Regions from separate parts of the Homo sapiens genome. Here region 2 is linked to region 1. A link is a loop called in an ENCODE intact Hi-C map of the cell type or tissue named here. Cell type or tissue: dorsolateral prefrontal cortex. All regions are shown on one strand. Each heading gives the region's core, and the rest is flanking DNA. Links, peaks and the distances in the headings are about the cores only. Region 1 has its middle 20 kb from the start of CENPE. Region 2 has its middle 26 kb from the start of LINC02503.

The links. Peaks named below come from ENCODE experiments on the same cell type or tissue, not always from the same donor. Only the 100,000 strongest peaks of a DNase experiment are listed, where the experiment ranks them.
Region 2: a loop joins it to region 1, with 5 times the contacts of the local background. A loop is called at or near these places in 21 of 110 quality-filtered maps.

What each region holds. Positions count from the first base shown.
Region 1 is chr4:103,209,855-103,226,899 of GRCh38, reverse strand. No RefSeq gene overlaps it. Among named protein-coding and RNA genes, the nearest start is that of CENPE, 20 kb to the right of the region's middle. In dorsolateral prefrontal cortex, for the core only: no CTCF peak of the experiment used is centred there; no DNase peak of the experiment used is centred there.
Region 2 is chr4:103,927,357-103,944,401 of GRCh38, reverse strand. No RefSeq gene overlaps it. Among named protein-coding and RNA genes, the nearest start is that of LINC02503, 26 kb to the left of the region's middle. In dorsolateral prefrontal cortex, for the core only: a CTCF peak has its summit at 10,001 (motif pointing right); no DNase peak of the experiment used is centred there; H3K27me3 peaks cover 309 bases.

The DNA of each region.
Region 1 (17,045 bases), core at 5,513-13,512:
TCTTTTCAACTTTTGATGAGAATGTGATCTTCAGGCTGGTGCTGGTTTACTGGAAATTCTAGGGGTGGTACATGTGTTTAAAGACTTTTAGTTTTGAGGGAAAGGAAAGTGGAAGATAAACCAAGTATATAATTTTTAAGAAATTGACCTTTTGTTTTAAATGTGGGGACATCAGCAGTGGACTTTATTTTATAGTCCTTAGTGCCTTTCTACTGAGAAATTTCATTCAGCACCTATTTTTATTAGTTTTTAGATCAAAGAAGCCAAACACCATTTTATATTTGACAATGCTTCCTGTATAATTTTATACCAGATAAGCTAAATTTCACCTTTATATTAGTGTGTTACTAATGTTAAACTTAGTTTTAATAAAACGTTGTAGATATATTTATTTAATTTTTAATGTCAGACCATAAGGTAAGATTTTTATAGACTCTTTTTAACCTTTTATAATCTTTGTTAAAGAGCAGGTTAGTGCTTTAAGAAAAACCCTTTGTGTTTTTCCTTTAATGTCCAGTTCAAAGAAAAACTGGATGATACGCCTTTAACTTTAGCTAATATGTTTACACACAGAATTTTCTTTACAATTGACATTTTAAAACTTGCTTAAACCTTCAAAACAAAAATGTTTTTGATATTTTAGTGTATGTAAAAATTTGCTTTCTCATGCCTCCTTATAATCCTTTTACCAAAGGTATATTTTACTTTCCTTATACACCTTGCACATAAACTGTTTCTTCAATAGTACTCAGGAGGCCTTATTACTTTTAAATTATGCATTTCTGGCATAAATTCTTTTTTATAACATTTTTTCATGATTTTCACAGACAATTCTTTGACATGCCTCAATTTTCTGACTTATTACAAACATTTTTTTCTTTAAACAACCAGTTAAGTTATTTCAGGACAATAATTTACCATATAACATTCTTTTTACATAAATTCTGCCCTCCCCCCTTTATTTCACTTTTTTTTCTGGAAGATGATAACCATTCTTTTCCAAAGTGAACTTCCTTTATGTCTGTGGACTAGACTGTCTAAGGCCACAAGATTAGAAGTTACTATAATACATGTTACACTGTTAACTTTTAGCAAACTTTACTTTTGTTGAAAACCTTGTAAGTTTGGGATTTCAATTATCCTTTGCTATTAATAAGATCTTGTTTAGTCCAAATTAACTTAGAACCGGTATAGATGGCTTTTTTTTTTTTTTCTCCCTTCAATTACCCAGAAGGAAACATCTATCCTCCTTTCCTGAAGGGAGTTCCTCCTAGGTCTGGTCAGACCTTTGTATGGTAATTAAGATTTAGATCCCCTGTTAGGAAACCTTCTGAGTTAAGGGAATTTTCAGTGGTTAATGTTAAATCACCTTTTTTTTTTTTTTTTTTTTTTTTTACTTAGGATACTTCTGACCTGGTGAGATGTGCTCACAATGAGGTTTCCTCTAAAAGTTATTTTTCTACTTTCTTCTGTTAGCAAAGCAGTTGCCGCTACAGATTGAATGCATCTGGGCCATCCACAGGTTACTGGGTTAAGGATTTTTGATAGGGAGGCTACAGGTTGTCAGTGGCCTCAGTGCTTTCGGGCTATGCCCTTGTTTACACTTACAACAAGGTGGTATTGTCGTGTTGTAGTGTCATGGAGAAGACCTTCAATTATAGGTTTTAAATTTACCCTGGCTTTTAAAGGAATAGGGTACACTGTTTTATTTTTTCTTAACTACTTGTATATTACTCTCTTTCTCTGTTTCTTTCTGTCTTTGACTTTGTTTCTTTGACTTCCCTTTTGCCTCTGTCTCTTCCTCTCTCTCTCTGCCTGTCTCTTTCTCTCTCTCTCTCCTTGACTCCCTCTTTGTCTCTCTGTCTCTTCCTCTGTCTTTTCCTCTCTCTTTTTGCCTCTTTCTCTCTCTGTCTCTTTCCTCTCTCTCTCTCTCTCTCTGTCTCTCTCTGCTGGTCTTTCCTTTCCTCTGCCAGCAACTTATGCTGCTATTCTCTCAACCACTGTGGTGGGGGGTGTCTAAAACCAGCTGTAACCAAATCTCTATGTACAGGAACTGGTCTGGGTGCCCTGGCTTATGGGTTACCTTGTGCCATACCTTTGAAACAAGGGACCTGTCCAGGCTTCATTCCGATGGCCAACGCACCTCTAATCTTACACAAAGTTTTAAGTTTTCCTGGTGTCACAGTACTCCATAGTCTCCCTTAAATCCTTTCTTGAAATTTTTCAACATAGTTCCTGGTGGGGCGGGCTTACTTTGTGCCTGACCCATGCTTCCTTGAGACAAAACACCATGCTCAAACCACACGTACACCACAAAACAAAGAACGGGTAAAAAGGCACACACACACACTTTTACAGTTTACACCAAACCAGAATCAAAACCAAAATCAGAGTACCAAGAAATCCAAGCCAGGTCAAAACCAAAACCAAAGTATCAAGCAATCCAAGTCAAGTTAAAAACCAAAGTGCCAGTACAGGCATGTCGTGGGTGATCAGGCCACGCTTCCACTCAAATGGAGTGGGCTAGTTCCAAAGACTGGTCTTACCAAGTTTCAGATATCTGGACCCCAAGTACCAGTTCCTTCCCAGTGTTCAGCCACTGTGTTGATCCTCCACAGAGGCCTGCCATGCACCACTCTGACAAGGCATTCTACCAGGTCAAATGCCTACCCAGGAGTGCTCTCAGGATCCATGTTGCTCAAGCAGGCCAGAGTCCCCTGCAGGGATGCTCCACAGGGCAGGCCTAAGCTGCCTAAGGGGCTGCCTCAACCATCCATCCATTAATTACCTCACTTCCTGGTCAGGGAACCAAGAAATGTAGCAGGACAAGCCACAGACAAAACCCCTCAGACACCGAGTTAAAGAAGGAAGGGCTGTATTCAGCCGGGAGCTTTGGCAAGACTCACATCTCCAAAAACCAAGCACTCCAAGTGAGAAATTCCTGTTCCTTTTAAGGGCTTACAACTCTAAGGGGGTCCATGTGAGAGGGTTGTGATCAGTTGAGCAAGCAGGGGGTACGTGACTGGGGGCTGCATGCACAAGTAATCAGATCAGAACAGAACACGACAGGGATTTTCACAGTGCTTTTCCATACAATGTCTGGAATCTATAGATAACATAACCAGTTAGGTCAGGGGTTGATCTTTAACCAGGCCCAGGGTGGGGCGCTGGGCTGTCTGCCTGTGGATGTCATTTCTGCCTTTTAGTTTTTACTTCTTTCTTTGGAGGCAGAAATTGGGCATAAGACAATATGTGGGGTGGTCTCCTCCCTTATGTTGAGATTGCTTTTGGCATCTTTATCATGAAATATTTGCCAGTTCCTGTGTCCAGAATCGTATTGTCCAGGTTGTCTTCCAAGGTTTCTATATTTCTGGGTTTTACATTTAGGCCTTTGATCCATCTTGAGTTAATTTTTGTATATGGTGTAAGGAAGGGGTCCAGTTTCAATCTTCTGCATGTGGCTAGCCAGTTATCCCAGCACCATTTATTGAACAGAGATTCCTTTCCACACTGCTTGTTTCTGCTGACTTTGTCAAAGATCAGATGGTTGTAGGTGTTTGACCTTATTTTTGGATTCTCTATTCTGTTCTATAGCTCTATGTGTATGTTTTTGTACCAGTACCATGCTGTTTTGATTACTCTAGCCCTGTAGTATAGTTTGAAATCTGGTAGCATGAAGCATTCAGTTTTGCTCTTTTTGCTTAGGATTGTCTTGGCTATTTGGGCTCCTTTTTGGTTCCATATGAATTTTAAAATAATTTTTTCTAGTTCTATGAAGAATGTGTTTAAAAGTTTGGTACAATTAACATTGAATCTGTAAATTGGGTGGTATGGTCATTTTAATTATACTGATTCTTCTGATTTATGAACATGGAATGTTTTTTCATTTGTTTGTGTCATCTCTGATTTCTTTCAGAATTGTTTTGTACTTCTCATTGCAGACATCTTTCACCTTTCGGGATAGCTGTATTCCCAGGTTATTTATTCCTTTTGTGGCTATTGTGAATGGGATTGTGTTCCTGACTTGGCTCTTCACTTGGCTGCTGCTGATGTATAGGACTGTTAGTGATTTTGGTACATTGATTTTGTATCCTGAAACTTTGCTGAAGTTGTTTATTATCTTAATAAGCTTTTGGGCCAAGACTATTGGGTTTTCTAGGTATAAAATCATGTAGTCTGCAAACAATGGTAATTTGACTTCCTCTCTTCCTATATGGATGTCCTTTATTTCTTTCTCTTGCTGATTGTTCTGGCCAGGACTTCCAATACTATGTTAAATAGGAAAAGTAAGAGAGCATCCTTGTCTAGTGCAGGTTTTCAAAGGGAATGCTTCCAGCTTTTGCTCATTCACTATGATTTTGGCTGTGGGTTTGTCATAAATGGCTTTTATTATGTTGAGGTCTGTTCCTCCACTGCCTAATTTATTGAGGGTTTTTAACATGAAGAGATATTGAATTTTATAGAAAGCCTTTTCTGCATCTATTGAGATAATCATTTGATTTTTGTCTTTAGTTCTGTTTATGTGATGAACCACGTTTGGTGATTTGCATATGTTGAACCAACATTGCATCCCAGGGATAGAGCCTACTTGGACATGGTGAATTAGCTTTTTGATGTGCTTCTGCATTTGATTTGCCAGTATTTTTTTGACAAACAATATTTGTCAAGGATATTGGTCTGAAGTTTTATTTTTTGTTGTGTCTTTGACAGGTTTTGGTATCAGGATGATGCTGGCCTCATAGAATGAATTGAGGAGTCCCTCCCCTCAATTTTTTGGAATAATTTCAGTAGGAACGGTACCAGCTCTTCTTTGTACATCTGGTAGAATTTGGCTGTGAATTCATCTGGTCCTGGGTTTTTTATGGTTGGTAGCCTATTTATTACTGATTCAATTTGAATATCATCATTGGTCTGTTCAGGGTTTTAATTTCTTCTAGTTCAGTCTTGAGAGAGTGTATGTGCCCAGGAATTTATCCTTCTCCTCTGGGTTTTCTAGTTTGTGTGCATAAACGTGTTTGTAGCAGTCTCTGATGGTCATTTGTATTTATGTGGAGTCAGTGTTAATATTCCCTTTGTCATTTCCAATTGTGTTTATCTGGATCCTCTCTCTTTTCTTCTTTATTAGTCTTATTACAATAATAAGATAAATAGTGGCCTATTTATCTTTTTTCTTTTTTCCAAAAAACCAACTCCTGGATTTGTTGATCTTTTGAATGGTTTTCTGCTCAGTTTCCAATTTTGGTTATTTCTTGCCTTCAATTGGTTATTTCAGCTCCAATTTTGGTTATTTCTTGCCTTCTGCTAGCTTTGTAGTTGGTTTGCTCTTGCTTTGCTAGTTCTTTTCAATGTGATGTTAGGTTGTTAATTTGCTATCTTTCTTACTTTCTGTTGTGGGCATTTAGTGCAATAAATTTCCCTCTTAACATTACCTTAGCTGTGTCCTAGAGATTCTGGTATGTTGTATTGTGGGTCTTATTAGTTTCAAATAACTTTTTGATTTCTGTTTTAATTTCATGATTAACCCAAAAGTCATTCAGGAGCAGGTTATTCAATTTCCATGTAATTTTGTGGTTTTGAGTAATTTTCTTACTCTGGATTTCTAATCTTAATGTACTGCAGTCCAACTGAGTGGTTGTTATGATTTCAGTCCATTTGTATTTGCTGAGAATTCTTTTATGTCTGTTTATGTAGTTGATTTTAGTGTATGTGCCATGTAGCAATAAGAAGGTATATTCTGTTGTTTTGGGGTGGAGAGTTCTGTAGGTGTCTATCAGGTCCATTGATCCAGTGCTGAGTTTAGTTCTTGAAAATCTTCGTTAAATTTCTGCCTCAATGATTGGTCTAATACTGTCAGTGGAGTGCTGAAGTCTTCCGCTTTTATTGTGTGCAAGACTATGTCTTTTTGGAGGTCTCTAAGAACTTGCTGTATGAATCTTGGTGCTCCTGTGTTGGGAACACAGGATATATTTTTAGGATAGTTAGGTATTCTTGTTGAACTTAACTCTTTACCATTATATTAATATAATGCCCTTCTTTGTCAATGTTTATCTTTAATGGTTTAAAGTCTGTTTTGTCTAAAATCAGGATTGCAGCCCCTGCTTTTTTCAGACTTCCATTTGCTCAGTAGATTTTCCTTCATCCCTTTATTTTGAGCCTATGGGTGTAACTGCATGTGAGATGGATCTCTTGAAGATAGCATACTATCAGGTCTCGCTTTTTTATCCACATTGCTATTTTTTGCCTTTTAAATGGGGCATTTAGCCCATTTACATTCAAGGTTAGTATTAATATGTATAGATTTGATATTGTAATTGTGTTGTTAGCTGGTTATTATGCTGGTTTGTTTGTGTGGTTGCTTTATAGTGTCACTGGTCTGTGTACTTAAGTGTGTTTTTGTATTGGCTAGTAACAATACAAAACTCTATGGTAATGAACTCCCTCAGCACTTGCTCATCTGAAAAGGATCTTATTTCTCCTTCGCCGAGAAAGCTTAGTTTGGCTGAATATGACATTCTTGGTTGAACATTTTTTTCTTTAAGAATGTTGAATATAGGCCCCCAATCTCTTCTGTCTTGTAAGGTTTCCACTGAGAGGTCAACTGTTAGTCTGATGTGGTTTCCTTTGTAGGTGAACTGCCCTTTCTCTGTAGCTGCCTTTAACATTCTTTCACTTCAACTTTGAAAAATCTGATGATTATGTGTCTTGGGGATGACCTTCTGGTGTAGAATCCTGCAGGGGTTCTCTGTGTTTCCTGAATTTTATTTTTGGCCCCTTTAGTGAGGTTGGGGAAGTTTACATGGATGATATCCTGAAATATATTTTCCAAGTTGTTTGCTGTCTCATCATCCCTGTCAAGGATACCAGTGATTTGTAGATTTGGCCTCTTTATATAATCCCACATTTCTGAAAGTTTTTGTTCATTCCTCTTCATTCTTGTTTATTTTCATCTCACTATCTTACTTCAGAGAGCTAGTCTTCAAGTTCCAGGATCCTGTTCTCAGCTTCATCTATTCTGCTGTTAATACTTGTGATTGCATTATGAAATTATTGTAGTGTCTCTTTCAGCTCTATCAGACCAGTTAGATACTTTCTTATACTGGCTATTTCATCTGTCAGCACAGGTATCATTTTATGGTGATTCTTAGTTTCCTTGGATTGGCTTTTGCTGTTCTCCTGAATTTCAATGATCTTCATTCCTATCCATCTATGTCTGCCATTTCAGCCAATGAGTTGGTTAAGAACCCTTCTTTGAGAACTAGTGCAGTCATTTGGAGGACATAAGACACTGGCCTTTTGAGTTACCAGAGTTCTTGTGTTGGTTCCTTCTCATCTCTGCATGTGGGTGTTCCTTTAACTGCAGTGAAGATTGAGTAAAATCAATAGACTTCTTGACTTCTTTTCTGGATGTTTTCACAGGACCAAGGCTTTGTGCAGGGTAATTATTTGTAGCTTCTTGTCTTTGGTTTCACAAAGTTGGTGAGATACTTTAGGTGTTGAAGTTTTGGGATGTGATCCAGTGGGTGGCACTTAGGCATAATGGTCAGTAAGAGTCTCTTGCTCAGTCTTGTGGCTCTCCTATATTTCCTCACAGCTGTAGCCATGCTGCCTCTCTATGCTCTGAAAGTGTGAGCTCCTCTCCCACTTCAGTGCTGGCTGTAGATCACAGCTTGGCATTCCCAGGCTGCCCAACACAGTTCTGGGGTAATCTCAAGGTTAATGTTTCCTCCCCAACTTGGAGGCAGCAGAGGACAGGACCTTCACAGTGGTTGTGATGAGGGTCTTTTACTTGTCTCCTGGGGGCTTTGCTCTAGAGAGATACAGGTCAGCTATCTCTCAGTGTAATCAGCCCAAGTTAGGGGTCTGTGCTGTGGACCCAAGCTGGGGGTTCCCTGCTTAGTGATGAGCAGTGGGGTGGGTGGGACTCATGCAAGATGAACTGGCCTCCTCTCCTTGGGTCAACTGCTGCTTGTTGAAGTATGGATAAGGTACTTAGGGCTTTTGCTCCTTTGTTAGTCCAAGGGTAGAAGGGGTAGTACCACTGCAGAGGCCATGGCAGGGGGACTTTGGGTTGCCTCTGAGGGCCCCACCTCCAAGAAATGCAGAGCTGCTGTTACTGGGAGTGTTCAGCCAGTGGGGTGGGACAGCAGCACTAGTGGTATGAGCTTAGAACTCTGTTGTTGGGGAGTAGGGGGTCAAGGGCTCACTGGGAGGAGATACTGGTCTCCCCATATGGTGGATGTGGTGTTCTGTAACCTGAGGTATAGTCCTCAGGCTCTTTGTCTCTTCCCCAGACCAAGGGCAGCAGGGATAGAACTGCTGCTTTGGCAGTGGCAGAATGGCTGTGGGATGCCTCTGGAAGCCTCTTCACAAGAAAACTCCAAGCCACTACTAGTGGGTATACTCCACCATGGGTGGGATGTTTCTGCAGTTATGAGGTGGAGGCCCTGACTGGTGAAGAGTGTAGGGGGAAGATTCCTAGGGCAGAGGGGCTGGACTCCTCTCCATATGGTGGCTGTGGTGTGCTGGAGGTACCAGGGAGTGAGTGACTAGGCCTTTATTCTTTCCCCAGCCTGTAGGCTATTAGGGCAGTACCACTGCAACTGCAGTGGCAGAGGGGCTGTGGGTTGACTTTAGGATTTTCTCCTTACAGAAATGCTGGGCTGCCTCTGATTGAAGTGGTCAGGCAATGGCAGGGTGGCTGTGGTGGTGTCTCAGGTCAAGCAGCTCTGCCCAGTGAAGAGAAGTAAGCACCAGGACATGTACGGAAAACAGTCTGGCCATTTTCCCATATGGCTGCTGCAGTATGCTGGGGTTCCGCTCCAGTCCCTAGTCACCTTGGATTTTCTATTATTACCTGAAGGTATCAACAGTGAAGTCTGCAAAGCAGCAAAGATGTCAGCCTGCCCCTTTCTCTGGAAGCTCCATCCCAGGGAGGTATGGATGGGTTTCCAGCCCAAACACACTGGCAGAGATGGCAGGAGACCCTGGTCAGGAGGTCCCACCCAGTGAGGAAGAACAGGATCAGGGACCTACTGCATAAAAGCAGCCTGGCCACTTTTTCATAGGGCAGCTGTGCTGTACTAGGGGTCTGCTTCAGCCCCCAGTCACTTTGAGCTCTCCAAAGCCTGAAGGCAACAATGGCTAAGGCTGCAAAACAGCAAAGATTGTGGCCTGCCCCTCCCTCTGGAAGCTCCATTCCAGGGAGGTTTGGAACTGATGTCTCCTGGAAAACACTGGTGGGGGTGGTTGCAGACCTCAGTCAATAGATTCTGGCCAGTGAAGAGAAATAGGATCCAAGCCAGTGGGTCTTGTCCTGCCAAGTGCTGTAGAAGCAGGGCCTGCAAACTGTCACTTCTCAGGCCCCTGGATTCATCCCTTTTCTTATGGGTATGTATAGGGGTCTAACCTTCTGATTTGCTGGACTTGCAACCACTTTTGCTTGGATGCCCAGGTATCTAAGTCTCCCCAGGTTCCATATGTACCTGAGCAGCTGCTCTGCCAAGACTTCACGTAGCTCTGTGTGTCAGACTGAAGTCCCTGGTGGAGAGGTTCACAAGGAGCTCTCTTGACCCAAGGGTTGCAAAGATCCATGGGAGAAGCATGGGTCCCTGGGGTCACTCACTCACTCACCACTTCCCTGAAAGAGGGAGGCTGCCCTGGCTCCCTGTCACTCTCAGGTGGGCAGTAATCCTGCCTTGCTTCTCTCTGTTCCCAATGGGTTTAGCTGTTTTCCTGATGAGTCCCAATGTGTGTACCTGGATGTTTCAATTGAAGGTGCTGTATTTACTTGCCCCTTCTATTTCTCTTTCTGAGAGCAGAGCACACTAGCTGCTTCTAGTTGGCAATCCTGGCCAGCCTCCCTCAATCTTCTTTTTAAGTTAGTAAAATTCATCAACATATTTTGCCACTTCCTGTGTTTATCATTTTTTTTAATTTCGTTCCTCCTCTCTTTACGGAATATGCTTTAGTTAAGTTCTCTTATTTCTATGTCTGTGAACGTCTATATTTTACCCTCACTCTTGTGATAGGTTAGCTAGATATAAAATTCTAGTCGACAGTAATTTTACCGCAGCAATTTGAAGATAATTAACAAATATCTTCTGGCACATACTATTAGTAGTGAGAAGTCTGCTCACATTCTCATTGTCAGGCCTTTTAGGTAATCTTTTCTCTTTTTCTTTCTGGAAGATTTTAAGACTTTTCTCTTTATTCTTCATGTTCTCTAGTTTCACAAATTTGTGACTAGGTATGGAGTTACCTTTAACGGTCCTACATGCTTTTTGGGGTACACTTTCAATCTAAGAAGTCACATCTTTCTCAAACTTTGAAAATTCCTCAGAAATGATCTCTTTGAATATTGCTTCTTTATTTCCTTTATTTGCATCTCCTGGAACTTGTAGGGTTTCATAGAGTGTCTATAAGTATGTATGTTGCAGTCTTTGCAGCTATCCTTCATTTCTTTTAATGAATCCTTCATATTTTTAAATCACTTTTTGTTTATCTCAGCTACATTCTGAGCCCATTTCTAAATATTATCTTCCAATTTACTAATTTTCTATTTGATTTTGACCTGTCTAGAGTTTATTCTATGTGCTAATAATATCTTTTTTTCTTTCTTTCTACTGATTTTTCATATTCCCGTATAATTTTCCATACATGACATTACTGCAGGACAGTTCCATGGGTGGTGTTGAACCAACCCAGTTCTCCCCCATTTCTTACTTGTAGTTCTGCAGAATTAACTAGAATGTGCTGGACATGCAACATCCTGAGATAAGGAGGAGGTGGCCAGAAGAGCACAGACTCTGTCCCTGTTGCCCCTAGAAACAGTATATCCTTCATCGCTTCAGCCAGCGTGTCTTATTGTTCCCACGGTGAAAAATTGAGGGTGGGCTGGTTTCCAGGGTCCCTCAGCTGTGGTACAAGGGACCCTGGAAAGCAGCCCACCCTGGGTTTTTTACCCTGGGAGCAATAAGGCACTCTCAGAGGAGACTCCATCTGCTCTGAGCAGATTTCCTGAGCCCCCGGGGACTGGCTCATCATAACTCGTAGGCTTCTGTTGTCCCTTTCTGCCCATCTATAAGTAACAAAACTATGCAATTTGTGTGTGAGAGAGTTTTTTTATCTCACAAGACTCAGGTACATAGTAAAAGTGCAGCCCAGGATTCTGAAGTGGTAAGCAGTGCACAGTGAACCTGCTTCACAAGCACCAGTTCCTCATTCTACATCACCATCACCATTTTCACTACATTTCCAGTATGTAGGACATCCATCAGTAGACATTATAGTTTGTTTTCCCAATCTAAAGATTTTTTACATTTTTAATTATTGTAGTTACATAGTAGGTGTATATATTTATGGGATAAGTGAGATGTTCTGATACAGGCATGCAATGTAAAATAAGTACATCAAGGAGAATGGGGTATCCATCCCCTCAAGCATTTATTCTTTGAGTTACAAACAATCTAATTATACTGTTTAAGTAATTTTAAAATGTACAATTAAGTAATTATTGACTATAGTCACCCTGTTATACTATCAAATAGAGGTATTATTCATTCTATCATTTTTTGTACCTGTTAACCATCCCTACCTCTTCCCCAGCCCCCTACTACTTTTTCCAGCCTTTGGTAACCAGCCTTCTACTCTCTATGTCCATGAGTTCAATTGTTTTGATTTTTAGATCCCACAAATAAGTAAGAACTTGTGATGTTTGTCTTTCTCTGCCTGACTTGTTTCACATAACTTAATGATTTCTAGTTCCATTCATGTTGTTGCAAATGACTGGATTTCGTTCTATTTTATGGCTGACTAGTACTCCATTGTGTATATGTACCACATTTTCTTTACCCAGTCATCTGTTGATGGACTGTTAGGTTGCCTCCAAATCTTACCTATTATAAACAGTGCTGCAACAAACATAGGAGTACAGATACCTCTTTGATTTCTTTTGGGTATATGTCCAGAGTGGGATTGCTGGATTATATGGTAGCTCCATTTTTAGATTTTTGAGGAACCTCCAAACTATTCTCCATGGCAGTTGTACTAATTTACATTTACAGTGTACAAGGGTTCCCTTTTCTCCACATTTTCACTAGCATTTGTTATTGCCTGTCTTTAGGATATAAGCCATTTTAACAGGGGTGAGATAATATGTCAGTATAGTTTTCATTTGCATTTCTCTGATGACTCATGATGTTTAAGCATCTTTTCACATGCCTGTTTGCCATTTGTGTGTCCTCCTTTGAGAAATGACTATTCAAATCTTTTGCCCATTTTTTTCATCGGATTATTTTAGATTTTTTCCTATAGAGTTGTTTGAGCTCCTTATATACTCTGGTTATTAACCCTTGGTCAGATGGGTAGTTTACAAATATTTTCTCTCATTCTATGGGTTGTCTCTTCACTTTGTTGTTTGTTTCCTTTGCTGTGAAGAAGCTTTTTAACTTGATGTGATCCTTCTTGTCCATTTTGCTTTGATTGGCTGTGCTTGTGGGGTGTTGCTCAAAAAATTTTTCTCAGACCAATGTCCTGGAGATTTTCCCCAAGGTTTTCTTGTAATTCTTCCATAGTTTGCGGTCTTAGACTTCAGTCTTTAGTCCTTTTTGATTTGATGATTTACATGGAGAGAGATAGGGGATCTAGTTTCATTCTTCTGCATATGGATATCCAGTTTTTCCAGCACCATTTATTGAAGGGACTCCCTTTTCCCCAGTGTATGTTCTTGGCACCTTTGTTGAAAATGAGTTCATTGTAGGTGTGTAGGCTTGTTTCTGGGTTCTCAGTTCTCTTCCATTGGTCTATGTGTCTGTTTTTGTGCCAGTTACATGCTGTTGTGATTACTATAGCTCTGTAGTACAATTCGAAGTCAGATAACATTAAAGTTTTTTAATTCAATTATTATGCTTTCCATTTCCAAGATTTCATTTTTTATATGCATATGTTCTTCATTTTTGTTTTTGTTTTTTTTTCTTGTTGTGAATTATCCCTTCATTTGTATGTTTGAGGGGCCTCAACATGTTTTAAAAGACCCTTCAGATCATGCTTTTATTTTCATTCATCTAGGATACATTGACCTTTCACTTATTGATTTTATTGGATGTGTTTCCTAAATTTAATTTTCCACGTATTTTGAAATTTGGATTTTTTTTCTCTAGTTGAAGGTTCTTGCTGATGTTCTCTTGTCTCCGCTCACCTCTCTTTTTCCCAGTAGTTTTACAGTCCAGAACCAAATATCATATTGGTTGGTCTGAGCTCCTGCCTCTCAGTACTATTGAACATAAAATAAATTAATTTGCTGCACCAGAAGGAAGCTTGGCTCAACATCTGTTCAAAACACTATATCCAGAAACCTTCATAGACTCAGGCTTTATTAAACCACAGCTCTAGGCAGATACTGATAGTAAATTTTATCAGTCTCCTCTGCTGAATAGAAAAGTTCTATTGTAGTTCCTGAATTCAAACTCAAATCTGGCTTGGTTTTCTTGCCCGACCCTTTAATTCATAGGGACTAGACTCCCAGCAGATCCTGGGCTTTAGCCTTTTCACCACTTTATACTGCTATGTCATTTCTAGTTCATAAAAATTCTAACTTAATTTTAATTTTCTCTCCTATATATTATCTATCATTGATAATAGTTTGAATACAGGAAGTGGAGTAAGGAAACCATCTTTATTACTATATAAGACAAACTCTAACTTTATGAATTTAATTGTTACTTAAAGAAATAAAACAGTATACATAATGCTTCAAAAGCAAAAACATGTTTGAGAGAGATAAAATTAAAAACTTGTACATGATTATTTGACTCTTGCTATCCAGTGGTTAAAAATATCTTAGCAAAAAAAGAAGCAAATATAACTAAGATTCGGAAAGAATGTACTTTATGGCCATTAGCAGAAAAAAATAAGAGTGGTAGAAAACAATAAAGTTAAAAGCACATTTGTACTTCAACATTTACCATTAAACACCTCAAATGTTAAGATGTCTCTGTGTGTGTGTGTGTGTGTGTGTGTGTGTGTGTGTGTGTGTGTGTGTGTAGAGCACAAAGGTCTACAAGGAATGGAGATGTACTTGAAATTTTTAATCTCTTGGTCTAAGCTATCACTAAATGTGATTAAAACAAAAAATGCATAATTAGAGCAAAATATTGTTATCTGTTTTGTTCAAAGATGCATCCCAAGTGCCTAGTTCCTGACATAAAGAGATACTCAATAATCAATCAGCATTATGTAGTTGACATAATGTATCTTGCCTTCATTAATTCAGTTGAGAAGGCTCCTGTTTTGGGGGCAACAGTTAAAGAAATAAGACTGGTTAAGTGATACAATTAGGTAGGCTAATTGTTAGTTCATGATCTTTCTTATTGTGTGATTATTAGTGGACTGAAGTGATCCTGGAGGGAAATGAAAATAAAATAATAGCTTTAGACATCCTGATTCTGGGAGAGACAGAAAGAATGTCATTTGTAGCCATCTGCCTGGAAAAGCTGATATTATCTCTCTAGAGGCACTTGCTCTAACAGGGGATGTTTAGCTCCACTACTTGCCCTCTATCTTACCGACTCCTCCCTACAATCCAGGAGAGTCCACCAAAGCCCTACATTCCTTTTTCCTTTTACTCTACATGGAGACCTCCTCTGGTTTATCTGGATAACCAGATAAATACCACTGATGACAAACCAGAGCTCAATGCCTCCAAAGGGAATGGACCATAGCAAGTCATACCTATATAGTGGGCAGCAATCCTTGTCCCATCTTTCCTAGCTCCCATTATAAGCCATTAAGTCATTCTGGCCAACTTTGTTCCCAATATAGAACACTCTAATTCAAATGACAAAGTTTGGTCAAGGTACAAAGATTGGTAAGAATGACATTGTAGTCCAGTTTGAGATACTTTCATTTTATTTTACTATTTTTTCAATTGACAAGCAAAGAAGACCCAGAACATTTGATGATGCAAGTGGATTCTGCTCTCATCTTTCTCACAGAGATGATACCAGGATTTGGTGAAGAAGCCACATGTCAAAGAATCCCAAAACTGCTGGCTTTTTAGTCAGATTCCCTTTTAAACAGGGAACATCAGACTTTGGAAAGCAGGGTGGAGTAGACTGCATTGGGAAGCAACTGTATTGACTTTTTTTATTTGGGGATGTTGGAAGATTCTCTCATCTGTGGTTCTCTTGGTATAAGTAATCCTTTATCACCTTCACTGTTTGCTCATGGCCAACTCATGCCTCAACCACCTAACTCCTGTGTTTCACTCTCCTCTGGGGACCCTTCACTCCAGGAGGGTCTTTGGGGAAACCTCCACTAAAGGAGGGTCAATCCAGCCTCCTTTTTGTGGGTCTATTTCCAGCCTATAAGAAATAATACAAGAACTAAGCCCAGTTTGGGGGTTGATCATTTCTTTTTATGTTTTCTTTTTATAACTTGTTCTATTTTTATTGAAATACTATGTGCACATAAATTTCAAATAAGTTAGTGCTAGAAGGCTGAAAACAAAAACCATACTTTACACTCCCTACTCCGCATCTACTGCCCACACCCCCTCCTCAGAGGCAAACTCTTTCAAATCTCTTAGCTATATATTATGGGCATTTAACTCTATGTTTCCAAATAGTAGATGCATAAATTCCTACAAGGTTGAGTTAGGTTGCTTCATACAGCAGCAAAAGTTGGTGGTAGGATAAAGTGATGAGTTATGATATTTCTTTGGGGGTTCCTTGGAACTTGCTTTCACTTTCAGTTAACTCTCTAAAAGTTTCTTTTAAGATGACAGATTTTCTCAGAAATAGAAAAGTCAAATTACAAACCTGTTTAGAAGAAACTAAAAAATTAACAACAGAAAGTACACTCCAGCAAAGAGCTCCATGTTACGCTATGGCAAGCTCTACTATTAGGTTCCCAGATAAACCCATAGCATTATTATTCTGTGCACCAAGAAAACTCATGATGTTCTTGCACGTTCATTTGCCAAAATATTCAGAAAATAACTTTCAAAAACCAAACCAAATAGTTATGCTTAAAATACTTACAAAAATATAAGCAATAATAAAGTTAAACCAGGATGTTTTACTGGTGAGCAGATCTCATACTTCACCAAATTTAATAAATGTTTTATTATAAAAATTCAATGTGTCTTCTTGTACTAGGATGAAGACATTGAAGGCTGTGAAAGTCAAAGGAGGCTCGGCGCAGTGGCTCATGCCTATAATCCCAGCACTTTGGGAGGCCTAGGTGGGCAGATGACCTGAGGTTGGGAGTTCAAGACCAGCCTGACCAACATGAAGAAACCCCGTCTCTAGTAAAATACAAAATTAGTTGGGCGTGGTGACATTTGCCTGTAGTCCCAGCTACTCAGGACGCTGAGGCAGGAGAACCACTTGAACCTGGGAGGCAGAGGTTGTGGTGAGCCAACATCATGCCATTGCACTCCAGCCTGGGCAACAGGAGTGAAACTCTGTCCCCCCACCAAAAAAAAGTAAACAAAACACATGAAATTGTAATCAAAATAGTCATTCTTACCTACCATGGAAATGTAAACTATGTGCCCTGCTTGTCAATTTGTTCTGCTAATTATGCAATGCCCTTCTTGGATCCTGGAATAAAATGGCATTGTTCTCAATATTACTGGCATGCACGTATTTTAGAGACTTCGTATTACCCACAGCTATAAGCCTTTTAAAAATTATATGTTAAGGCCCCTTCTACTTATACTATAACAAGTACTATTTTCAGGAAAGCAGTTACTTCATAGGTATTTTCAGCTACTTCCTTCAGAACAGAAATAACTTCTTTGGGAAACGATCATCAAGAAAAATAGGGCCTTTTATTACAAGTATTCCATTTGTTCCATTTCTTGTGAAATCATCAAGATAGTGAAGGCATGGTAACTGTATCAACAGATGCTTCAAAAGGAAGTACATCAAATGTTTTAATAGTTTGACAAATTAGAGTATAAGGAAAATGAGTTAGAGCCTACTCTCGAAGAGCTCACTGCCTAATAAGGAAGATAAAATACTCAGTCATAATACTACATATGA
Region 2 (17,045 bases), core at 5,190-13,189, 720 kb before region 1:
TAAAGAAAGAATGTTTGAGATCCAGAACAGAATAATGGGTTGTGGAGGGAGGTATTAAGAATAGGAGAGTATATGGGTTTGGCACCACGGGGTCGATAGGCAAAATAATTTGGTTGATAAGGTGCAGATCTTGAACTAACCTGTAAGCCTTGTCTGGTTTTAGGACAGGTAAAATGGGGGAATTGTAAGGAGAGTTTATAGGCTTTAAAAGGCCATGCTGTAACAGGCCAATGATAACAGGCTTTAATCCTTTTAAAGCGTGCTGTGGGATGGGATATTGGCATTGAGCAGGGTAAGGGTGATTAGGTTTTAATGGGATGGTAAGGGGTGCATGATCAGTTGCTAAGGAGGGAGTAGAGGTGTCTTATACTTGTGGGCTAAGGTGAGGAGATACAAGGGGAGGATGTGAAGGAGGCTTTGAACTGGGGGAAAAGGCAGCAATGAGGTATGGCTGTAGCCTAGGAATAGTCAGGGAAGTAGATAATTTAGTTAAAGTGTCTCAGCCTAATAAGGGAACTGGGCAGGTGGGGATAATGAAAAGCAGTTCTTAAAAGAGTATTGTCTAAGTTGGCACCAGAGTTGGGGAGTTTTTAGAGGTTTAGGAGCCTGGCTGTCAGTACTTACAACAGTTATGGAGGCAAGGGAAACAGGCCGTTGAAAAGAAGGTAATGTGGAGTGGGTAGCCTCCATATTGATTAAGAAGGGGACAGACTTACCTTCCACCGAGAGAGTTACCTAGAGCGTCTGTGATGGTCCTGCAGGCTTCCGAGGTGATCGGGCGGTATCAGTCTTCAGCTGCTAAGCCGAGAAGATCTGGGAAGGAGTCAGTCAGAGAGCCTTGGGCCAGAGTTCCAGGGCCTCTGGGAGTGGCTTCTGGGTAAGTTGGACAGTCCAATTTCCAGTGGGGTCCCGTACAGATGGGACATGGCTTAGGAGGAATCCCAGGCTTTGGGCATTCCTTGGCCTGGTGGACAGATTTCTGGCACTTGTAGCAAGCTCCTGGGGGAGGCGGGCCTGGAAGAACGCCTGGCCACTGTGGTTTAGGCGTTTGGAAGTTCTTCTGTGCTGGAGATGTGGCTGGGGTTTGTCTCACAGTGGAGGCAAGGAATTGCAACTCAGAAATATGTTGCTACTTGGCTGTCTCTATTCTATTATTATACACCTTGAAGGTGAGGTTAATTAAGTCCTGTTGTGGGGTTTGAGGGCCGGAATTTATTTTTTGGAGTTTTATTTAATGTTGGGAGTGGATTGGGTAATAAAATGCATATTAAGAATAAGTTGGCCTTTTGACCTTTTAGGGTCTAGGGCTGTAAAGCATCTCAGGGTTGCTGCCAAACAAGCCATGAACTGGGCTGGGTTTTTATATTTGATGAAAAAGAGCCTAAACGCTATCTGATTTGGGATAAAGAAAAAGGAGCATTAACCTTGACTATGCCTTTAGCTCCAGCCACCTTTTTAAGAGGAAATTGCTGGGCAGGTGGGGAAGGGCTACACATGGAATGAAAGTGTAAGCCAGACTGGGTGTGAGGAGGGGAGGTGATAAAAAGATTATAGGGTGGAGGAGTGGAGGCTGAGGAAGAATTTGGACCTAGCTCAGCCTGGCTAGGAGGGGAGAGGTTAGATGGGTCTGTAGAAAAGGAAGATTAGACTCAGTGACACTTGGGGTTGGGACTGAGGGGACAGGCGGGAGGGAAAGAGGGAAGATGTGGGATGAGTTGCATTGGGAACAGAGACTAGGGAGGGACTGATGTGTAAAAGAATGCCTGGACGTCAGGCACCTCAGACCATTTGCCCATTTTACAACAAGAATTATTTAGATCTTGTAGGGTGGAAAAATTGAAAGTGCCATTTTCTGGCTATTTGGAACCACTGTCGAGTTTGTATGGGGGCAAGTGCCATTGCAGAAGAAAATAAGGCATTTAGGTTTTAGGTCAGGTGTGAGTTGAAGAGGTTTTAGGTTTTTAAGAACACAGGCTAAGGGAGAAGAAGGGGGAATGGAGGGCGGAAGCTTGCCTATAGTGAAGGAGGCAAGCCCAGAGAAAAGAGACAGTAGAGACATGAAGAGAAGGGGTGGGGGGGTTCTTGCCCCCTAGAAAAGCAGAGAAGGGATAGAGACATGGAGAGAAGTGGTCGGGGGGTTCTTACCTTCCAGAAAAGTGGAGAAGGGGTAGAGACATGGAGAGAAGGGGTCGGGGGGTTCTTGTCCCCCAGAAAAGTGATACTTGCCACTAAGGGTGAAGGACCAAGGCAGGCATCCCTGTGTGGTCAGACACCTCTGAAATGTGGGTGAATAATCAGGCAGGCATCCCTGTGTGATTAAATACCAAGGGAAGACTGTCATCCCAAGTCCCTGACCGGCGCTGGAGTTTTGGGTCCACAGATAAAATGCATCTCCTGTCTCTATGAGAACAGGAAAGGAACTGAAATTAAGAGAAGGGAGAGATTGAAGTGTGGCGCCAAGATTGAAAGGAGAAAGAGGTTGAGGGATAGTGAGAGAGGTTGGAGGAGAGTGTAAAAAGAGGCCGCTTACCTGATTTAAAATTGGTGTGATGTTCCTTGGGCTGGTCGGTCTGAGGACCTGAGGTCATAGGTGGATCTTTCTCACAGAGCAAAGAGCAGGAGGACAGGGGATTAATCTCCCAAGTGAGGTCCCCCGATCCGAGTCATGGCACCAAAATTTCACTAGTGTCCTTGGGAAGAGACCACCAAACAGGCTTGTGTGAGCAACAAGGCTGTTTATTTCACTTGGGGGCAGGCGGACTGAGTCTGAAAAGAGAGTCAGCAAAGGGAGATAGGGGTGGGGCCATTTTACAGGATTTGGGTAGGTAAAGGAAAATTAGAGTCAAAGGGGGTTTTTCTCTGGTGGGCAGGACTAGGAGTCACAAGGTGCTCAGTGGGAAAGCTTTTTGAGCCAGGATGAGCCAGGAGAAGGAATTTCACAAGGTAATGTCATCAGTTAAGGCAAGGACCAGCCATTTTCACTTCTTTTGTGGTAGAATGTCATCAGTTAAGGCAGGAACAGACCATTTAAATATCACTTCTTTTGTGATTCTTCAGTTACTTCAGGCCATCTGAATGTATACGTGCAGGTCACAGGGGATGAGATGGCTTAGCTTGGACTCAGAGGCCTGACAGTTTGGCCTAAGCAGTTTCCAGCTTGGGTTTTCTTTAGTTATTTTGGGAACCCAAGGTATTTTCCTTCCACACAGTGTTATATTATTCTATGTTTTTCTGTGTGCTTACTATTACCAGTGAGTTTTGTACCTTAAGTTGCTTATTTATTGCTTATTAATGTCATTTTCTTTCTAATTGAGGTACCCTTTTAGTATTTCTTGTAGGACAGGTCTGGTATTGATGAAGTCCCTTAGCTTTTGTTTGCCTCAGAAAGTCTTTACTTATCCTTCTTGTTTGAAGTATATTTTTACTGGATATACTATTCTAGGGTAAAAGTTTTTATGCTTCAGCACTTTAAGTATGTCATGCCACTCTCTCCTCACATGTAAAATTTCCACTGAGAAGTCTACTGCCAAACTTATTAGACCTCAATTTTGTGTTATTTGTTTCTTTTCTCTTGCTGCTTTTAGAATCATTTCTTTATTCTTAACATTTGGGAATTTGATTATTAAATGCCTTGAGGTAGTCTATTTGAGTTAAATCTGCTTGGTGTTCTATAACCTTCTTGTGCTTGCATATTCATACCTTTCTCTAGGTTTGGGAAGTTCTCTGTTATTATCCCTTTGAATGAGCTTGCTACCCCTATCTCTTTCTCTACCTCCTCTTTAAGGCCAATAACTCTTAAATTTGTCATCTTGAGGCTATTTTTGAGATACTGTAGGAATGCTTTTTTCTTCTTCTTTTTTCTTTATCTTCTCTGACTGTATTTTCAAATACCTTGTCTTCAAGCCCATTCATTCTTTCTTCTGCTTGGTCTATTCTACTATTAAAGGACTCATGCATTATTCAGTATGCCAATTGCATTTTTCAGCTGCAGAATTTCTGCTTGATTCTTTTTAATTATTTCAATCTCTTTGTTAAATGTATCTGATAGAATTGTAAATTCCTTTTCTGTGTTATCTTGAATTTCTTTGAGTTTCCTCAATACAGCTATTTTGAATTCTTCCTCTTTCTGAAAGGTCACATAACCTTGTTTCTCCAGGATTTGTCCCCCATGTCTTAGTTAGTTCATATGATGACGTCCTGTTTACCTGGATGATGTTGATGCTGGCAGATATTCTTCAGTGCCCAAACATTGAAAGGTTAGATATTTATTGTAGCATTCACTGTCTGGGCTTATTTGTAGCCATCCTTTTGGGGGAGGCTTTTTAGATATTTGGAATGATTTGGGTGTTGTGTTGTAGGCTGTATCTGCTTTTGAGGGCACCCCAAGCCCAGTAACACTGTGGTTCTTGCAGACTCATAGAGGTACCATGTTGATGGTCTTGGACAAGATCCGGGAGAATTCTCTGGATTACCAGGCAGAGACTCTTGCTTCCTTCTCTTACTTTCTCACAAACACAGGCTCTATCTCTCTCTTCTCCATTCTGAGCCACCTAAAGCCGGGGGTGGAATGACACAAGCATCCCTGTGGCCACCACCACTATGACTGCACTGAATCAGACCTGAAGCCAGCACAGCAGTGGGTCTCACCCAAAGCCTGCTGTTAACAACACCTTGGCTACTGTTTATGTTTGCTCAAGGCCCTGGGGCTCTACAATCAGAAGGTGGCAAAGCTAGTCAGGACCATTTCTTTCCCTTTAGGTCAGCAAGGTCTCTCAAGCCCTGGGTGGGTCCAGAAGTGCCATCTGGAAGTGAGGGTCTAGAGTCAAAAACCTTAGAAGTCTACCTGGTATTCGACTGTATTATGGCTGAGCTGGCACTCAAACCACATGATGCAGTTCTTCCTACTCTTCCTTCCTCTTTCCAAAGGCAGAGAAGCCTCACCCCATAGCCACTGCCATGCCACACCATGAGTGCTGCCCAACAACCACTAATGTTCCCTTAAGGGTTAAGGGCTTTTAACTAGGCTTGTGTTGAATGCTGCCTGACCTGAGACTCCTCTTTCAGGGGAGCGGGCTCCCCTCTAGCCAAGGGCAGCAACAGAAATGCCATCCAAGTGTCAAATCCTAAAATTGGGAACCCTAAGTCCCCACCTGGTGCTCTACCCCTCTGTGGGTGTGCTCATATCTAAGCTGTAAGACAAAATCCCCTTTACTTTACTTTTCTCTCTCTCTGCTTTTCTCAAGCAGAAAGAGTTTTGCTCTGTATTTACCACACCTGGTAAATTAAAGCCACCAAGTCTCACAGTCTCACCCGAGGTCCTCAATATAATACCCGGGTATCACTGCTGGTTATTCAGGGCCCAAGGGCTGTTGAGTTAGCAGATGATGAATGCTGGCAGGATGGGGTCCTTTCCTTCAAGGCAATTAGTTTCCTTCTGGCCCAGGGTGTGTCTAGAAATGTCATATGGGAGCTAGGACCTGGAATGGGGACCTCATGTCTCTGAAAGATGCCCTATTTTGCTCTGGCTCGGATGGTATCCGTGATGCAAGACACAGTCCTCCCAACTCTTCCCTCTCCTCCCCTCCCCTGCCCTCCCCTCCCCTCCTCTCCTCTCTTCTCCTCTCCCCTCCTCAAGCAAAAGGAAGAGATCTCTTTAGGAGAGCAGCCTGGGCTTCAGAGAGGGGTGGTGCCAGCACTCCCTTAGCTGTCCAGCTGGTGTCTCAGTATATGACGTGCTCCCCACCCCTCACACAGACAACTGTCTCTGGGCCTAACTCAGCACTAGGACACATCAAAGAGTAGCAATCCTTATGGTCTAAACTGCCTTTCAAGTTTACTTGGAAACACACGGTGCTGTAGCCCTTGGTGACAGAGTTTGCAGGTGCTCAAGTTAGGACCACTGGAATTGGTGATTTCCCTCTGGCTAGGGTTGTTTTAAATCTTCCCTTCATGAGTAAGCATCAGTCGAGTGTGGTCTGGTTTTTCTTTCTGATATTACAGGGCAGCACTGAGTTCATTGCCTCACAACTGCTGTCTTCTCATTCCCCCAGTGTGTCCGAAATTGGTGGGTTCTTGGTCTCACTGACTTCAAGAAAGAAGCCGTGGACTCTTGCGGTGAGTGTTACAGTTCTTAAACATGGTATGTCCGGAGTTTGTTCCTTTTGATGTTTGGACGTGTTCAGAGTTTCTTTCTTCTGGTGGATTTGTGGTCTCGCTGGCTTCAGGAATGAAGCTGCAGACCTTCACGGTGAGTGTTACAGCTGTTAAGGCAGTGCATCTGGAGTTGTTTGTTCTTCCCATCTGGAGTTGTTCATTCCTCCCATCTGGAGTTGTTCATTCCTCCTGGTGGGTTCATGGTCTCGCTGGCCTCAGGAGTGAAGCTGCAGAGCTTCCAGTGAGTGTTACAGCTCATAAAGGCAGTGCAGACCCAAAGAATGAGCAGCAGCAAGATTTACTGCAAAGAGCAAAAGAACAAAGCTTCCATTGTGTGGAAGGGGACCCGACCTGGTTGTCACTGCTGGCTCAGGCAGCCTGCTTTTATTCCCTTATCTGGCCCCACCCACATCCTGCTGATTGGTTCATTTTACAGAGAGCTGACATCTGTTTTACAGAGAGCTGATTGGTCCATTTTGACAGGGTGCTGACTGGTGCGTTTACAATCCCTGAGCTAGACACAAAAGTTCTCCAAGTCCCCACTAGATTAGCTAGACACAGAGCACTGATTGGTGCATTTACAAATCTTGAGCTAGACACAGAGTGCTGATTGGTGTATTTGCAATCCCTTAGCTAGACATAAAGGTTCTCCAAGTCCCCACTAGATTAGCTAGACACAGAGCACTGATTGGTGCATTCACAAACCTTGAGCTAGACACAGGGTGCTGATTGGTGTGTTAACAAACCTTTAGCTAGACACAGAGTGCTGATTGGTGTATTTACAATCCCTTAGCTAGACATAAACATTCTCCAAGTCTCCACTAGATTAGCTAGACACAGAGCACTGATTGGTGCATTTACAAACCTTGAGCTAGACACAGGGTGCTGATTGGTGCATTTACAAACCTTGAGCTAGACACAGAGTGCTGATTGGTGTATTTACAATCCCTTAGCTGGACATAAAGGTTCTCCAAGTCCCCACTAGACTCAGGAGCCCAGCTGGCTTCACCTAGTGGATCCTGCACCCGGGCCACAGGCAGAGCTGCCCGCCAGTCCCGCGCCATGCACCTGCACTCCTCAGCCCTTGGGTGGTCAATGGGACCAGGTGCCGTGGAGCAGGGAGCGACGCTCATCGGGGAGGCTCAGGCCGCACAGGAGCACACCCGTGGGGGGCGGGGTGGGGGGCAGTGTGAGACTCAGGCATGGCAGGCTGCAGGTCCCGAGCCCTGCCCCGCCGGGAGGCAGCTGAGGCCCAGCGAGAATTCGAGCACAACCCCGGCGGGCTGGCACTGCTGGGGGACCTGGTGCACCCTCCGCAGCTGCTGGCCTGGGTGCTAAGCTCCTCAGTGCTCTGGGCTGGCGCTGCCGGCCAGCCGCTCCCAGTGGGGGGCCTGTGGAGTCCACGCCTACCCGGAACTGGTGGTGGCCCACCAGCGCCCTGCGCAGAGCCAGTTCCTGCCTGCGCATCTCCCTCCACACTTCCCCACAAGCAGAGGGAGCCAGCCCCGGCCTCGGCCAGCCCAGAGAGGGGCTCCCACAGTGCAGTGGCAGGCTGAAGGGGTCCTCAAGTGCTGCCAGAGTGGGCACTGAGGCCGAGGAGGTGCCGGGAGCCAGCGAGGGCTGCGAGGGCTGCCAGCATGGTGTCACCTCTCACCGGCACCCCAGCACCTCTCTGCACCATGCTGCTGCTGCCAGGGTTGAGGGAGAGGTGATGTCAGAGATTCAGGACTTTTTAAGAAAATATCTTCAGTACCTTTTTCAATGGTATAAAGATAAAACCAGGTACTATAAGTGCTCACCTGATTTTTGGTTCTTGAAAAGGTGTTTTCCTGTGTAGATAGTTGTTAACTTGGTGTCTTTGTGTGGAGGATGATTGGTGGAGCTTCTATTCGCCATCTTGCTCCACCCTCTCCTGACTTTTCAGTAAGAGCCATTCTGACTGGTATGTGGTGACATCTCATTGTGGTTCTGATTTGCATTTCTCTGATGATTATTGATGATGAGCATTTTTCATGTGTTTGTTGTTTCTGTTGTTTCATATGTATGTCTTCTTTTGAAAAGTGTCTGTCCATGTCCTTTGCCCATTTTTTTAGTGAGATTATTTGGTTTTTGTTTGTTGTATCGTTTAAGTTGAAGTAATACCAAGCACACTCTCAGACCACAACACAATAAAAATAGAAATAAGTATCAAGAAGATCTCTCAAAAGTACACAAATACAGAGAAATTAAACAACTTGTTCCAGAGTCACTTCTGGATAAACATCAAAATTAAGGCAGAAATCAAAAAATTTATCAAAATTAATGAAAATAAGGACAAAACTTACTGAAATCTCTTGTATGCAGCTAAAACAGTGTTAAGAGGAAAGTTTGTATCTCTAAATGTCTTCATCAGAAAGTTAGAAAGATCTCAAATTAGTAATTTAACTTTGTACCTAAAGGTACCAGAAAAAAAGAATAAACCAACCCCAATATTTTTGCTTTTTAAGTGTATTTCAGTTTAATTGATCTCTTTACTCATTAGCATAAAATTTTTAAATACAATAATACCAAATTTATTTGAGGTTTTGGAACAGTTGTTTTTCTGTAATGTGTTGTATGTGTCTTTGCTTGTTAGTGTGTGCACACTTTCTCTCTCTCTTTCACTCTTTCTCTTCCTCTTTCTTCTCATTCTCTCTTTAGAATTTTCTTAAAACTTGATCTATTGTGTGTTATAATATAACTATATTTGGGGTAACTTACATATTTCAAGCCTCTAATAGTAAAGAAAATATTAATGTTGAGTAAGACTGGATCATCACACTGTTTGTGATGACAGTTTTGTATATGCCTGGAGGTTGTTTAATGGTAGAACTAGAAAAACACTCCTGCCCAAGGCTACCTGCTAGTGGGAGTCTCCATCACAGGTGGAGCAAGCTCTATGTTTTCTTAAGAGCTGGTTCCACCACCAGGAAACCTAGACTCTTAAATAGGCTCAAGCTCACTTTTGAACCGCACAAAGATCTCACATCTTTGCAAAGGGAAAAGGAACATGTTCTGCCTTTTTCCTCACTGTAGCTGAAGTCGCAGAAAAATTGGGACTCATTTTTCTTCCCTGGATGTCAAATGGTGAGATTTCTTTAGTTAACTTAGTTTCAAAATTTATAATTGACACACAATTGTATGTATTTATGGAGTAAATTGTGAACTTTCAATGCATGTATAAATAGTACAATGATCAAACTGGGGTAATTATCATACCCATCACTTTAAAGATTTACCAATGCTTTGTGGTGACAATATTCAAAATCTCTTCTAGCTGTCTTAAAATATACACTACATTATTATTTGCTGTAGTCACCCTGTTGTGTTATAAAACACCAAAACTTATTATTTCTGTTTAACTGTAACTTTGCACCCAATGACCAACCTCTCCTGGTACTCCCTGCCTATCTCCACTAACCTCCTTAGCCTCTGGCTGGTGAACAAAAGAGAAAAGAAGTATATTTATTTTTGTCTTTACATTTATATTGGAAAGTAGAATAATTAAATTATATAAATCTCCTTAATACGGCAAATTAAGTATTTTAGAATAAAAAATATATTTGATATTGAAATAATTGATAATTAGTCAAAGTTCTTAATTATGGTTTCTGCTATGTATCATTCTTCATTTTCAATATTTTCTCCAGATATCATAGAAGTAAAATGAAATATGAAGAATAGTTAGACATACATGCATACACATAAGGAAATACATATATATTATGTCTACATAGAGTTTCTACCTAAGAAAAAATTAAAACAAATTGTGGTGTGCGAAGTGAGATCTAGTGTTATCAAATGTTCACACTATTTGCAATGCTAAACTGAAGGTCTGCCACTAGAGGGCAGTGTTTGACTAATAATTAAAAGTTATAACTAATGCCTTATAGACAAAATAGATACTTGACCAACAGTTCACATAAAATTATCCTATCAGTAAATAACAACTTCACCTCTGATCTTACTTAATTTTCCATTTGCCTTTGTGGTTTTGTTTGATGCCTATAACTTTTAGTGATCCAAAGATCTGCTTCCCATGAAATCCCTATGAGATCATTATTTTGTTTAGGTAGCCTTAGAAGCCTTCTTTTCTCTAAATCGGCTGCATTCTCTGACTTGATACTCCTTGACCTGGCATTCACTTATGTTTAATCAAGAAATAATGCCTCAAGTCATCACTATTAGCTCTATACTTAGAGGTTTTCAGATAGATCAATAGAGAGATGATAGAGATAGATATAGAGATGATAGAGATAGAGATGATAGAAATATAAATGGGATATAGTCTCTCTTCTTAAGAGCTTAAATGACAGTGTGCCTGTTACTGACCACTAACCACTTAGGACCTCCTGTGTTGTTCTACAAATCCTGCCCCAGTCTTACTATATTGTCTATTTCTCTCACATTCAGCCTATTATTTCCTAAGTTTATACTTTATTTATTGCTGGGAAATTGGTGTGCTTACATATGATTTTAATAATACAAGCCGAACTGGAAATAATGTAACAGCTGATCTTTTTTATTTTTATATTTTATTTTATTTTATTTTGAGACGGAGTCTCGCTCTGTCGCCCAGGCTGGAGTGCAGTGGCGCGATCTTGGCTCACTGCAAGCTCCGCCTCCCAGGTTCACACCATTCTCCTGCCTCAGCCTCCCCAGTAGCTGGGACTACAGTCGCCCGCCACCACACCCGGCTAATTTTTTGTATTTTTAGTAGAGACGGGGTTTCAGCGTGTTAGCCATGATGGTCTCGATCTCCTGACCTCGTGATCCCCGCCTCCGCCTCCCAAAGTGCTGCGATTACAGGCGTGAGCCACCGCGCCCGGGGCTGATCTTTTTTTAAATGCACTTTTAAATTAGAATTTATTCCTGGAGACGGTTAATGATAATATCTGTTTAATATTTGCTTTTAAATTTTATTTGTCCATTTCTCATTAGCTAATATTTATGAATATTTCCCATATGGCTAGCACTGTAAGTGTAGGTTAATTCTAATTTTAAACCTATGACATAGATGCTGCAATTATTTCCAATTTAGAGCTGAAATTGAGGCTGAGGATATTCTTAATCATTTACCCTTATGAAACATGAAGATCTAGGCTGTGGTATATTTGAGATCAACATGCAAGTGGCATATGGTGTAAGTGGCAGAACTTGTTTTCTTGATGCTAGAGTTGGTAATACCTCCTCTCAGGTTTTCTATAGGCAGCAATTTTTAAGTAACCTGATTGGGCACACAGTTTTAAATGATCTAATTTAAAGCCCTTGGTGACTCCTGAACTATTGGGTAGATGTTATTAAGTTTATTATTAAAGTCCTATCTGTATATTTTTATGCTCACAAGATCAATTAATCTGTTATATTAATGAATTATATAATAAACTCATTGCTAGGATCTGAGAGTACAAAAATTGACAATATTGACTCCTCAAAGAGTTTTAATGATACATGGAAACAGTATATAGAGGTTTTAAAAATAATCTTAACTAGCGATAAAATGGGATAAGTCACACATATCAAATATTTTATGTACACAACGTTTTGATTCCAAAAGAAGTAGTTGTGCTGAGCAAACATGTTGCTCTCCACCTAGAAGTCAAAAAGTCACATGAAATAGTCCTCTGCTTCTGATGACAGAAAGAGAGTAAAAGCTCTGTAAGTATATCTGGCCATGGATATGAGCAGTGGCCATAGTGGTGATGACTCCAATAGTCTGGGGTGCATTTGAAACCAAACTGAGCTCTCTAGCCTTTCTTATGACAAACATCAGATTGGGGACATGGCTCAGTCCAGCCATACTTACTAGTTTACAGAAGGAACAGCAAGATGATATAACAGCAAGTCAAGTACATTGGGCCACATTCCTACAGGTCGGAGAGTTTGGAATATATGAAACTCTGACTGCTTGGAATCTAGACTAACATATAAGCCACACAGAAAGACCTGGTAATTTCAGGTTCCCTTAGTAGGTGATCACAGAAGATTTTTGGGTTTCCAGACTGGAATGAGCTTCCAGACAGGCAGAGGGGCCCCATTCTAGACTGCCGGTGGCTGAAGTACCCTTTACTCATATGTCCCTGGATGACTCTTTCTGCATTTTTTTCAAAGACAAGAGGCTTATTTTAATGTCCCCATAATGAAGCCAAATCTGAGGATATTATTAAGCTTTTTATAGATGAGTAAAACTTTCAACTTTGAATGTATTTTAAGTTATTTTAAAAATCAGTGGTTTTCTGTTTGAGACATAATTCTCATAAAAATGAAAATAAATAAGCAGATTTCAATGAATGGCTGACAAATGAAAAGCAACACTTTGTTTTAAATATTGATACTCAGGAGTTGAAATTAGGGAAAACAATGGTTCAATTTTAATGTGAATAACAATCCGTTTAGCCCAAGTGAAGAAGAAAGAAGCAGACTGTGAGCAATAACTTTCTTGGCATTTAAGATGGATATATGCACTTTTTGGCATCTGATGAAAATTGCATGTCTAATTCAAAGTTATTTCATTTTTCTTAGCAGAAAACATAGGACTCAGATTCAAATATATTGTCCTAATGTTTAGACAGTGTTTGGTTTGTCTTTCTGAAAGCATACATATTCTTTTTGTTCCCTGAAAATTACCTCAATGCATCACAGAACAGAAATAGAAAGGATCTCTACTTGGTATCTCAACGGTTTCCTTTGTAGTAAAGCACTGTCAAAAGACCACAGGTGAGAACCTGGATCCCACACTAGCTAGAATTCATTCAGCAGGGAAGCAGCATGCTAAGACTAATCAAAAGAAGTCTTCAGTGGCTATACAGACATCAGGCAAAGTAAATTTTAGGAAAAAAAATATTATCTGAGAGACAGTGGATCATTTTACAAGGATAAAGGCATCAATCCATCAAGAAAGCATAACAATATTATACTTTGATGTACTAGTAACAGAGTTTCAAAGTGCATGAAGCAAAGACTGATATGAAGCAATGACAGGAGAAATCAATTAATGCAAAAATAATATTCAGAGTTTTCAACATCTCTTTCTCAATAATTGATATAATAATTAGATAAAAATTAGTAAAATATAAAAATACTGGAAGAAAACTATTAACTAAGCTCAAAGTTCAATCAGGACCTACAACAACATAGTGGGGAAGAAAATGAGAGACAGAATAGCTGCATAGAAGGGATCACTAGGGAGACTGGCTTAGCAGGGAAGTCTGGAGATGGCTGGGAGCAAAGAAGGGAAGATCCTATCTGTATTAGTCATGTGGTGAGTGCCATCGCAGGCCCCAGAGACCTGCTATGTAAAGAACTCCAGTAGCATTTTGTATATTAGACAACAGTGCCACCACCACAATGAGGACGCCCATGAGCCAGAACAGGTGCCGCATTGTCTTCTGTGAGGAAAAAAAAAAAAAGGTATCAGGATGTCCAGAGCAGCCTTGACCACTAAAAAGCTCAAAAACCTTCATCACTGCTATGGACAATCATGGCCGTGGCTCTTGAGGACCCGTGGAATCTTTATTGATGCTGACCTCAGTTAATAGAGCTGCATGGACACTACACTGCTGAGGCCTCCCCCAGAATAAGAGCCACCACATCCCACCCAATACTGGAGAGTGATCAATAGGTCTCGAGTAGATATCAAAGGAGCAATTGAAATGTATCTTGAGATAAATGAAAATGAAAACATCATACCAAAACTTACGGGATACTGCTTATGGGAAGCATTTCTAAGAGGGAAGTTTATGGTATAAATGCCTACAAGAAGAAAAAAAGGCAAATCTCAAATAAACATTCTAACTTTATACCTCAAGGGACTAGTTAAAGAAGAATAAAGTAAGTCCAAGGTTAGCAGAAGGAGAAAAATAACAGAGATAAGAGTAGAAATAAATTAAATAAAGACAGAATAATGATGGAAAAGATCAACCAAACTAAAAGTGGTTTCTTAAAAAGATAAACAAAAATAAAGAATCTTTAGCTAAACTAATGAAAAGGTAAGAAGACTCAAATAAGAAGTGATAAAAGTGACATTATGATATTTCAAAATACAAAGCATTACAAGAGACTACTATGAGCAATTATACACTAAGAAATTGGATAACCTAGAAAAAATGGATAAATTCCTAGAAACATATAAAACTGAAAAGACTGAATCATGGTGAAATAGAAAACCCAATGTCTGGGTGCGGTGGCTCACGCCTGTAATCCCAGCATTTTGGGAGGCTGAGGCGGGCGGATCACCTGAGGTCAGGAGTTCGAGACCAGTATGGCCAACCTAATGAAACCCCATCTCTACTAAAAATACCTAAATAATTAGCCGGGTGTGGTGGCGTGCTTGTAATCCCAGCTACTTGGGAGGCTGAGGCAGGGAGGGGAAGGTTGCGGTGAGCCGAGTCACGCCACTGCACTCCAGACTGGGTGACAGAGCAAGACTCCAACTCAAACAAAAAAAAAAAAGAAAGAAATAGAAAATCTAGATAGACCAACTAATAACTAGTACGAAGATTACGTCAGTTAAAACAATTCTAACAATGAAAAGCTCAGATCCAGATGACTTCATAGGTATATTCTAGCAAACTTTTTTTTATAAAAGTATTAATACCAATTCTTCTCAAACTCTTAACAAAAAGTTGAAGGAGAGAGCCCTTCCAAATTTATTCTATTGTCCATTCAGTATGATGTTGGGTGTGAGTTTTTCATAGATGGCTCTTACTATTTTGAGATATATTTCTTTAATACCTAGATTGTTGAGGGTTTTTAATATGAAGCGATGTTTAGTTTTGTTGAAAGCCTTTTCTGAATCTATTGAAATGATCTTGTGGCTTTTGTTTTTAGTTCTGTTTATGTGGTAAATAACATTTACTGATTTGCATGTGTGCTGAACCAACCTTGCATCCGAGGGATACAACATACTTGGTTGTAGTGGATTAGCTTTTTGATGTGCTATTGGATTTAATTTGCTGGTATTTTGTTGAGAATTTTTGCATGTTAATCAAGGATATTGTCCTAAAGTTTTTGTATTTTGTTGTGTCTCTGCCAGGTTTTTGATTCTGGATGATCCTGGACTCATAAAATGAATTAGGAATGAATCCCTCCTCCTCAATTTTTTTGTAATAGTTTCAGTAGGAATGATATCAGCTCTTCCTTATACATCTGGTAGAATTTGTGAATCCATCTGGTCCTGGGCTATTTCTGGTTGGTAGGCTTTTTATTATTGATTCAATGTTGCAACTCCTTATTGGTCTGTTCTGAGAGTCAACCTCATAGGTATATCATCCCACAGCCTTCTGGTGTTCATTGCTTTTGATGAGATACGAGCTGTGAATTTTATCCCAGATTACTTATACTTGGGGAGTTGCTTCTCTTTATTCTTCCTGGATTTCCTCTTTGTTTTTGACTTTCAACAGTTTGACTATAATATGTCTTGGTGTAGATCATTTTGTGTTTATTCTACTAAAGATGTATTTAGCTTCTCAGATTCATGTCTTCACAAGGAAAGTTTTCAGGCATTATTTCTTCAAATATTCTTTCTGCTTTATTTTTTCTCTGTCTCTCCTCCTGTGCTACTTCAATTATGTGCATGTTGGTACACATGATGGGATGTCCCACGGATCTCTTAGTTTCTGTTTATTTTTCTATTTTTGTTTGTTTCTGTTCCACAGTCAGATAGTCACAATTAACTTATTCCACACTCACTGATTCATACTTTCACTTCCTCAAATATGTTGTTGAATCCCTTGATTAAATTCTTCATTTTAGTTATTTTACGTTTAATTACAATTTCCATTTGGTTCTACATTTATTAGGTTTCTTTCTATAATTTCTACTTACAAAATCTGTATTATCCTCTATGTATTAGTCCATTCTCACACTGCTATAGAGAACTGCCTGAGACTGCGTAATTTATAAACGAAAGAGGTTTACTTGACTAGTACTGCATGACTGGAGGGTCCTCAGGAAACTTACAGTCATGGCAGAAGGAGAAACAAACACATCCTTCTTCACGTGGTGGCAGGAGAGAAAAGTACCTGCAGGGGTACACATAAAACCATCAGATCTCATGAGAACTCACTACCGCGAGAACAGTAGGGGGAAACCACCCCCATGATTCAATTCCCTCCTACTGGGTCCCTCCAAAATACATGAGGATTATGGGGAGTACAATTCAAAATGAGATTTGGCTGGGGACCAAGCCAAATTAGCATTCTACCTGGTTAAACATCATTCTAATGGTTTTATTTAGTTCTTTGTACATGTTCCTTGAGCTTATTGAACATATTTAATGTAGTTCATTTAAACTCTTTTTATCCTATGTGTGGGCAATAAATTTTTTTATTTCTATACCTCGTATTTTGTCTTCATAACTGGACCTTTTAAATATTATAATTTGGCAGCTTTGGAAATCAGATTCTTCTCCCTCTTCAGGGTTTGTGGTTGCTGCTGCTTGTGTTCTTGTTAGTTGGTGACTTTTTTTCTTTTTTTTGAGATGGAGTCTTGCTCTATTCCCCAGGCTGGAGGGTTGGAGTGCAGTGGCACAATCTCAGCTCACTGCAACCTCAGCCTCCCAGGTCAAGCAATTCTCTTGCCTAAGCCTCCTGAGTAGCTGAGATTACAGGCACATGTTACCACACCGGGCTAATTTTTGTATTTTCAGTAGAGACGGGGTTTCATCATGTTGGCTAGGTTGGTCTAGAAATCCTGACCTCAAGTGATCTGCCTGCCTCGGCCTCCCAAAATAATGGGATTACACGCGTAAGCCACCATGCCTGGCCATTGGTGACTTTTTTGAACTTAGTTTGTATAGTTTGTATTATTTGTTGTATGCGGCCACTAAAATCTGTGTTCCATTAGCTTAGTGATCAGCAAGTGATTCAACAGAG